Regions from separate parts of the Homo sapiens genome. Here region 1 is linked to region 2. Evidence: read pairs that join two places in POLR2A ChIA-PET (ENCODE). Cell type or tissue: B cell. All regions are shown on one strand. Region 1 overlaps FAM117B (family with sequence similarity 117 member B). Region 2 overlaps FAM117B (family with sequence similarity 117 member B).

Region 1 (5,000 bases), 59 kb before region 2:
TGATTTAGGAACATCCTCCTGTATATTTTAAATAATCTCCAGATTACTTATAATACCTAATACAATGTAAATACTATGTAAATAGTTGTCATACTGTATTTTTATTTGTACTTTTAATTATATTTTAAAATATATTTATATTTATACATATTCTATTCTATTTTTCCAAAAATATGTTTGATCCATGGTTGGTTGAATCCATAAATGCAAAACCTGAAGATATAGAGAGTCAAATGTATATTTTTGTGGCACAAAAAGGAGCAATAGACAATACATAAAAAATGAGAGTGACTGTTTTCTAATAAAACCTTATTTACAGAAACACATGGTGGGACATTCTTGGCTCCCGGGCCACAGTTTGCCAACTCCAGTATTATAAAACAACCTGAGAGTCACAGAACTAAGTCTTCTAGTTTCCCTCTACCTTCCAGGCCCTGCTGCCTTACTGTTAACATGGAAAATTCAATCCAGCCTTCCTCATTCCCAAAGCTTCAATTCTGGAACTTGAAAGATCCTGAAAAGACCTGAAATGAACTTGCTTTCTCCTTGCCAAGAGATCTCATCCAATTTCAATTCAGTAAAAAAAAGTGTTCTTTGGATGGATGAGCCATCAAGAGCAGTTCATGGGTTCTACTAAAAAATCAAAGCAGATAAAGGTTTGTCTCTATCAAAAGACTTCTATGAGACAGCTATTTTTTTTTTTACATTTTTTTAAATTATACTTTAAATTCTAGGGTACATGTGCACAACATGCAGGTTTGTTACATACATACCCATGTGCCGTTTTGGTTTGCTGTACCCATTAACTCATCATTTACATTAGGTATTTCTTCTAATGCTATCCCTCTCCCATCGCCCCAGCCCACAACAGGCCCTGGTGTGTGATGTTCCCCGCCCGAGACAGGTATTATTATTCCCATCTTCACATGAGGAAACTGAGACTTAGAAAAGATAAGTTATTCAGCCAGGGCCTGTTCCATACCCAATGCTTAATTCTCTGTGTCATTCTGCCTCCAAAATATTGAACTGATAAAGCCAAAAATATGGTAAACCAAAATAGATAAGTAGCTATGTCTCCTAGAAGTCGTATCTTAGGTCACTAAAGGAAAATATCATTTTGTCAACTTAATATTCTGTTTTCTTATAAAGACTGTGATTCAGTATTTAAATCACTGTTTCAAATATGTTTTTGAGCATTTTTGTCCTAAACAATTACCAATGAAATAACAAATCACCAGAAAAACAACAAATTCCTTTTCTGGATTTTGTGGTATTGGTACTCTTACCTGACACTGGTTAATAGCTGCATGGTTGCCATGAAATGGAGACTGTCTTTCTTTATCTCGATGATGCCGACTGCTGTGTTTACTTCTCTGCAACTGCTGGCGTAATTTTGCAATCTGAGAAAGCAAAAATAGCAAGTACACCAGAGTGTTTTCTACATGAAACAAAAACACATCCTTGCTTAATAAGAACCAGTAAAACTTACCCTTAATAAGTCCTTTGAATTTTTGAACCATATCACAAAGTCTCATTTTTTGTTCATAATTTTATACACATCTACACATGCATGTATGTGTATATGTTCCAACATTGTTCTCAGCCTTCGAGCTTCCCAAGTACTACACAAATAGTTTTCAGCACTTAGAATAAATTACATTACAGTTTTCACGAAGAATTAAAAAAATAACAATCATTCTCATTGCCTTTACCATAAGTTAATTTTTATTTCAATTTAGATTTATTGAACACCTAGCTTTCAACAGTTCCAAAAATTACACAGTATTTAAAAATCAACTCAAGTCATGAAATATATTCACAGATATCATCTTTAAATAACGAATGCAATTCCAATGAATATCTTATTTATTCTTTGACCGAGTTTTTGCATTTCTACATTATGTGTGAAATGAAAATGTCACTAATTAGCAGCACAGAAAATGGTAATCATAGCATGGAGCCATAACCATCATGGTTATAGTGAGTACTGCATTTCAGAAACACCACCATATATAGAAAAATAATAAATGTGGCCAGGTGCGGTGGCTCATGCCTGTAATCCCAGCACTTTGGGAGGCCAAGGCAGGCAGACTGCTTGAGGTCAGGAGTTAGAGACCAGCCTGGACAACATGATGAAACCCCATCTCTACTGAAAATACAAAAATTAGCTGGCCATGATGGCATACACCTGCAGTCCCAGGTACTTGGGAGGCTGAGGCACGAGAATTGCTTGAGCCTGGGAGGCAGAGCCTGCAGTGAGCCAAGATCGCACCACTGCACTCCAGCCTGGGCAACAGAGCGAGACTCCGTCTCACACACACACATGCACACCCCAAAAAAAAAAAAAAAAGAATAAATGTGAATTTGTTGTATTGTTACAATTTTTAAATCTGATGTTAATAGACAGGTATGAATTCTCCTAAAAAAAGACAAACATACATAATCAGGTAAGTGATATATAAATATCCCTATTGAAATCTTTATTAAATCAACACAATAATTGTTTTTGTTATTTCAGAAGCCAAAAAGAAAAAAGAAATCAATGGAAAACGACAAATCCTTGCTGCCCATAATATCAAGGAAATAGCCAACAAAAGGATCATATTTCCACACCCACTATCTTAGAACCATTTTTCTGACCTCCTTAAGTTGATCTGTACTGCCCCAAGATGCTGAGCGCTTGTGAGACCCTTTCTTCTTTTCAGAGTATTCTTCAGCCCATGCACTCTCTGTCTGTAATGAAAAAAGAGGGGAGGTGTATTTAACAAAAATCATTTCACAACAATGTCTACCATATTTTTCTATTATAAAACATATTTCCATTACAAAAAAATTAGACATTAAAAATAATTAACACAAATTACTCAAAATTCTCCTGGCACCAGTTACTTAACTGGTATTAATTACAATTAATATTTTGGCATACTTCATTTTTATTGCTAATAAAAAATTAGTATTTTTACATAATTATAATTATACTACAAATAAAGCATTTATGGAACAAAGTTAACTATATATAATAACTAGAGTTACCATAGTTAACTAACATATAATAGCTAATAATGTCAGTTATTATTAGCACGCACCAGGCACACTAATAATAGCTAACATTCTTGTGCTCTTATGTGCTAGGCACTGTGCTTTCATATGCTTTATCTGACTTAACACATGTAAGTTGCCTAAGGTGTTACAAGCGGCAAAGCCAAGAAATAAACCTGAGACTCCAGAGCTTGTAATATTAACTTCTATATTATGTCTAGTCTTGCCATAAGTATCTTCAGAGAACAGCTTCAAAAATGTTAAACCTGGCTGGGCGCGGTGGCTCACGCCTGTAATCCCAGCACTTTGGGAGGCCAAGGCGGACAGGCCACGAGGTCAGGAGTTCGAGAACAGCCTGACCAGCATGGTGAAACCTTGTCTCTACTAAAAATACAAAAATTAGCGTGTGCTTGTAATCCCAGCTACTCAGGAGGCTGAGGCAGGAGAATCGCTTGAACCCGGGAGGTGGAGATTGCAGTGAGCCGAGATCGTGCCACCGTACTCCAGCCTGGATGACAGAGGGAGGCTCCGTCTCAAAAAAAAAAAAAAAAAAAAAAAAGTTAAACCTTAAGTAGTTATACCAAACCCAGAATTTAAAAAGTGTATTGGGAAAGAAAATACAAATGAGTTCCTAGCACATGAAACTATGCTCAACCTCACTGATAAGAAGGGAAATGAAAGTTAAAGCTTCAACAAGATTGAGCAATTTGCTAATATAAACTCTCCTATATTGTTAGTGGGAGCATACAGCCTTTATGGGGGGATATTCAGCACCTGCTGTCAAAGTTATAAATGCGCAAACTGACACAGCAACCCCTTATTTAACAATTTATCCTGCACAGATACCAAATGCACATCTTTATGTACAAAATGACTTGCCTATTATTCCCTGTAGCACTGTTCTTACAAGTAAGACTGAAACAATGTAAGTAAGTTAGATTTATTTAGGTTTGGCTAAATAAATTATGGTATACCTTTATAACAGAGTACTGTGCAGCTATAAAAATGAATAAGGAAATTCACAATATACAGACATGAAATAATCTCCATGATATACTGTTAAGTGAAAAACCTCAAGGCTCAGTACCGTGTGTATAGCAACTGCCTTTATATGGGACTGCTAAAAAGAATGCATGTGTGTGTAAATTATATCTGGAAGAAAATAGATGGTAACAAAGAAAATTGGTACCAGTGGCTGTCTCTGGGGAAAAAGACCCTTAGTGTATACCCTTCTGTACCTTCTGAATTTTGTACATGAAATAATAAAAAATACCAAAAAATACTGTGCAGTTTGAATATCTTTTGCACTATTAACGTACCAATTACTAATTATAAAATGGTCTAGTTTCAAATGGGGAAGGAAAAGTTTTCAAAAATGAAGACACTGTGATTCTAATTAGTCATGTCCCAGGTCTGGATCTTCTCCTTATAGCCAAAAGGACTCCATTCTGACAAGGATCCTTAAATACACTGAATCAAAAGGAAGGGCTACAATTTGGTCAACTTCCCACCACTCTATGCCCTATTTCACCCTAAACTCCAGTTTCACTTTGAGGTTACCAACTGATGTCACACATCCCAGAGGTGACCCCTACTGTACTTATAATTTCTCATATTAGGATCCACAGGCTCTTTAAGTCCATTGTTAAAATACCTGTCACAAAGATCAACATGTAAATAGGACCATATAGCATAAAGTATCAAAATCAAAAACCAAAATCAAAATAATAAACTTAATACTATAAAATTTAAAACCTTAACAAATGAATTTTTTTTTTTTAATTTTTAAGTTCAAGGGTACATGTACTGGTTACATAGGTAAACAGGTAAACTCGTGTCATGGGGGTTTGTTGTACAGATTATTTCGTCACCCAGGTACTAAGCCTAGTACTCATTAGCTATTTTCCCTGATCCTCTCCCTCCTCCCACCCTCCACCCTCTAGAAGGCCCCAGAATCTGCT
Region 2 (5,000 bases):
GATCACTCTGTCTATTGATTTATCAATGTATTTAATCTCTGCTTCAACCAGAAACTGTCTGAACCCTTCTGCAAGAAGGGAGGAACTTTTGGCATATATTATTCCTTATTTTGGTGTTCTTTCAAATTATCCAACTTGGTAGGATACCTATTCGTAATAGGTTTAATGTTGACTAAATTATATTATATATAACACTGTGAGAAGACTTTAAAAACATGGTCCCCAAAACGAAGCAGACATGAGTTGAAATCCCACATTTAGAAATTCTCTGAAACATTAAATTACTTAGTTCTCTTGGACTGAGTATTCTCATTTATGAAATGGAAATAAACACAGCCCTTAGAGGCATATATTTAATGCATGAGACATGCATTCAAATATTACTTTCTTTCCTTTTTCTTTGCTGATACAGAAAATAAAACTTGACCCAAAATCTACCATCCTATACCACACTTTAGAAAATGTTCTTTTATTTTATTTATTTATTTATTTATTTATTTATTTATTAGGAACAAGATCTCACTCTGTAGCCCAGGCTAGAGTACAGTGACACAATCAGAGTTCACTATACCTTCTTTTTCTTTTTTTTTTTTTTTTTTTGAGAGAGAGTCTCGCTCTGTCACACAGTCTGGAGTGCAGTGGCGTGATCTCAGCTCACTGCAACCTCCACTTCTCAGGTTTACGCAATTCTCCTGCCTCAGCCTCCGAAGTAGCTGGGATTACAGGCACCCGCCACTATGCCCAGATCAGAGTTCACTGTACCTTCTAACTCCAGGGCTCAAGCCATCCTCCCACCTCAGCCTCCCAAGTAGCTAGGACTACAGGTGCATGCCACCGCATTTAATATATAAATATTTTTATATCTTTATATATGTATCTAAATATATAAATATTAATATATATTATATTGTATATTATATAAAAATATATAAATATATATTATATAATATAATATGTATGTATTATATAATTATATATTTATATATTTTTATAAAATATATATTTTATAAAAATATTTTTTATATAAATATATTTTTATAAAATATATGATATATATTTACAATATATATATATTTTAAAGATGGAGCCTTACTGTGTTGCCTAAGCAAACTCCTGGCCTCAAGCAATCTTCCCATCTGGGCCTCCCAAAGTGCTAGAATTACAGGCATGAGCCACCATGCCTGGGAACAGTGATTTTACTTCTAATACTACTCTACTACTATCCTCACTATTATCACCCTATAACCTCAATCCACTACTCTTTTCTGTGGTTCAGCCATGCTAGCTGTCCACTTCACTACTTATCAATTATCTCCTCATCTGTCAATATCCCAAAGGCCTCCAAAGACTGAAACCTAGCAGAAAAAAATATAGCCAGCATACTACTTCAACTTGAGTAGAAATAGGTAATTTAACTTAGGTTATCTAGTTTAGTTTAGATCCCTACACTATCTAGTGGGGCCAAATGGCTAAGGTTTATCTTGAGATTGGTCTAAAACATAACACCAGTACCATTCAGGAATACCTTGACACAGTTATTCCTCTCTACATAATTATCACCTTCATTGTAATAATTGGATTCAAGAACAGAGCAATATTATTTCTATGGAAAAAGAGACAGCACATGCGCGCGCACGCACACACAAACACAGACACACACACACAGACACACAGACACACATACACAAAGCTTTTTTTCTTTAAGCTGCCTCAAAAAGAAATACTTAGGCCGGGCGTGGTGGCTCATGCTAATAATCCCACCACTTTGGGAGGCCGAGGCGGGTGGATCACTTGAGGTCAGGTGTTCGAGACCAGCCTAGCCAACATGGTGAAACCCCGTCTCTATTAAAAATATGATAATTAGCCAGGTATGGTGGCACGTGCCTGTAGTCTCAGCTACTCGGAAGGGTGAGGCAGGAGAACTGCTTGAACCCAGGAGGCGGAGGTTGCAGTGAGCCAAGATCGCACCACTGCACTCCAGCCTGGGCGACAAAGCAAGACTCCATCTCAAAAAAAAGAAAAATTTACTAAAGTAACTCAAATAGAGGCCTGGAGCAAGTCCCAGTTTTTACGACATTTTTACTCTATTTTTAAACTCTTTAAAAATCATTTCACTTTATTTTAAATCACTGCTACAACACAGATTTTCGATCTGCATTTTTATTATAGAAATGAAACATACTGGCCGGGCGTGGTGGCTCACACCTGTACTCCCAGCACTTTGGGAGGCCGAGGCAGGTGGATCACGAGGTCAGGAGATCGAGACCATCCTGGCTAACACGGTGAAACCCTATCTCTACTAAAACTACAAAAAATTAGCTGTCCCAGCTACTCAGCGGGCTGAGGCAGGAGAATCACTTGAACCCGGGAGGCAGAGGTTGCAGTGAGCCAAGATCGCGCCACTGCACTCTGGCCTGGGCAGCAGAGCGAGACTCTGTCTCAAAAAAAAAAAAAAAAAAGAAATGAAACGAAACATGTTATTTCAAAATAGTCAAAAACCAGAAGTGAATACAGTAGAAAGTGAAAGTTGTCTGTAACATACCCCCACATCCCACCCACCAGTGAAAACCCAGCTAGCAGTGTCAAAATATAAACATACATAGTACATGCTCAGATACAATTTAAAAAAAAATGTGGCTGGCTGAACTTCTCTGACTCTTCAAGCCTTCTGTCTGCCATCCTCACCTAGAATTATGACTGTACATATGGTACATATGTGTGTGCGTTTGTGAACGTGTAACACCAATAAACATTTTACCAAAGTATTTTTCCAATGCAAACTTCAATGAGTCAACATTTTTTAAATTAGTTTTCTGAAAACCATAGGTAAACTGTTTCTATTTTTTTTCAATTTTCATGTTTATTTTGCTAACATAACTTCCGTTTCAATTGTTTTTAATGTAAAGTTTATAATAAAGACCCAATCTGCTTTTGACTATATCAGATTTTCTCAACAAAGTCTCTATCATCAAAAGGTTTGCTTTGTAACAATACCATTCCCAATTTAAGCAAACTATGCAGACACAAATTGCAGAATGAATGTTTTCTTCTGTCAAATTTTAGTCATAACAAATGTTGCCATAATACATATTTATAGCTATTTGTTTGTGTTTGTAATATTTATATCAATAAGTCACTACCAGTGAGTAGGATGAATGGTTTGTATTAGTTTCTTAGCTGACTACAGTAGGCAGAATTTTAAAATGGTCTCCCAAGATTTCCTGTCCTGCCAGTTTCCATGGCTCACGCCTGTAATCCCAGCACTTTGGGAGGCCAAGGCAGGCAGAACACCCGAGGTCAGGAGTTCGAGACCGGCCTGGTCAACATGGTGAAACCCTGTCTCTACTAAAAATACAAAAATTAGCCAGGCATGGTGGCATGCACCTGTAGTCCCAGCTACTCAGGAGGCTGAGGCAGGAGAATTGCTTGAATCTGGGAGGCAGAAGTTGCAGTGAGCCGAGATTGCACCACTGCACTCCAGCCTGGGTGATAGAGTGAGACTCTGTCTCAACAACAACAACAAAAAGAGGATTTCCTGTCCTAATCCCCAGGACTGAAAACACAACGAGATATCACATCCACGATTACATCATGTGCCAAGAGAGATTCTGTAGATGAAATTAAGGTTGCTAATCAGTTAGTAGTGAGTTATTAATGGGGAGATTATCCAGGAGGGCCCAATCTAATCACAAGTGCCCTTTAAAAATAGAAAGTTTTCTTTGGCTGGCTGCAGAAGAGCAAGTAAAAAAGATTCTATATGAGAGATATTCCACTGCTGGCTTTGAAAATTGAGAGGGTTGGCCAACTATAACCCCAGCACTTTGGGAGGCTGAGGTGGGAGGATCACTTGAGCCCAGGAGGCAGAGGTTGCAGTAAGCTTAGATCACACCACTGCACTCCAGCTGGGCAGCATACGAAACTCTGTCTCAAAAAAAAAAAAAGAAAAAAGAAAATTGAGAGGGTCATGTGGAAAAGATATGAGAGCCGCCTCAGAGCTGAGAGTGACCCCTAAAGCTAACAGTCCACGACAATGCAGTCATCTCAGTCCTATCACCTCAAGGAACTGGATTCTGTCAACTCCATGAATGAGTTTGGAAGCACCTTCTTCCCCACCAAAGTCTCCAGATAAAAGCCAAACCCAGCTTGATCTTGATATTGGCTTTTGAGACCCTGAGCAGAAAACACAGTGGAGCCTCCTCCCCGCCCCAACTTTCAACCTACAGAACTGTGAAATAATAAACGGATATTGTTTTAAGCTGCTATATTTGGGGCAATCTATCACATATCAATAGAAAACTAATACACTGACCCACAGAGAAACCCGTAATTCCTTCAGACTGACTTCTTATAAGCGAGGCCAAAACTACTACGGTAAGGCAAATGAGGCACGTGTTCTGAGGGCAAAATAACTTACTAGATAGATAAATTACTCAAGGTAAGTCATGCATGATAACGAACTATCAAAATTTTAAACAGGACTCAATCATGTACTTGCATGACTCTTAATCTTTGCCCTGTTGGACCCTATCTTTAAAATTTTCATAATTAGTTCTTTGAATTGTGTTAAATTAATTTTTATTTTGAAGCATTTTATTTAAATATTATTTATCTCAATTACCAAGCTTTCTGGCAGACACCAAAAACATGTATCCAGGGCCAATGCCTCAGTTGTCTCATTCTCGTCTTGTGCCAATTCTAAGACTAATCTAAGCCTTCTACCTAGCACTATTAGCCACACAAATCACTGAGCAGTTCTCAGACATTCCAGGCTATTCTACTATGTTGCCAAGCTAATTCTTTCAAATATTTTTATCATTTTTCCTACCATATACACAAATGGCAGTGAAAAGAACAGCTTAAAACCTCTGGAGTCAATATATTCTTTCAGTTAAATATAACTTCAGAAAAGATATCTAATTAAATGTACTCAAATCATCAGGAGCTAATGACACTCACCCTTAAAGAGGGATATCATGGGATAATTAGTTATTATTTGTGAA

What was found. ChIA-PET counts read pairs that join two places held together with the same protein. Peaks named below come from ENCODE experiments on the same cell type or tissue, not always from the same donor. Only the 100,000 strongest peaks of a DNase experiment are listed, where the experiment ranks them.
Region 1: POLR2A ChIA-PET joins it to region 2 with 5 read pairs; 6 of 35 experiments call an interaction of 5 or more read pairs at or near these places.

Annotation. Positions count from the first base shown.
Region 1 is chr2:202,722,650-202,727,649 of GRCh38, reverse strand. It overlaps FAM117B (family with sequence similarity 117 member B), which reads right to left. Exons shown (of 8, transcript NM_173511.4): 3 at 2,641-2,733; 4 at 1,287-1,400. Among named protein-coding and RNA genes, the nearest start is that of FAM117B, 90 kb to the right of the region's middle. In B cell, no CTCF peak of the experiment used is centred here; no DNase peak of the experiment used is centred here.
Region 2 is chr2:202,664,128-202,669,127 of GRCh38, reverse strand. The region is part of intron 1 of FAM117B (family with sequence similarity 117 member B); the gene reads right to left. Among named protein-coding and RNA genes, the nearest start is that of FAM117B, 32 kb to the right of the region's middle. RefSeq lists an enhancer at 2,620-2,699. In B cell, no CTCF peak of the experiment used is centred here; a DNase peak (open chromatin) is centred at 2,537; H3K4me3 peaks cover 2,066 bases; H3K27ac peaks cover 4,068 bases.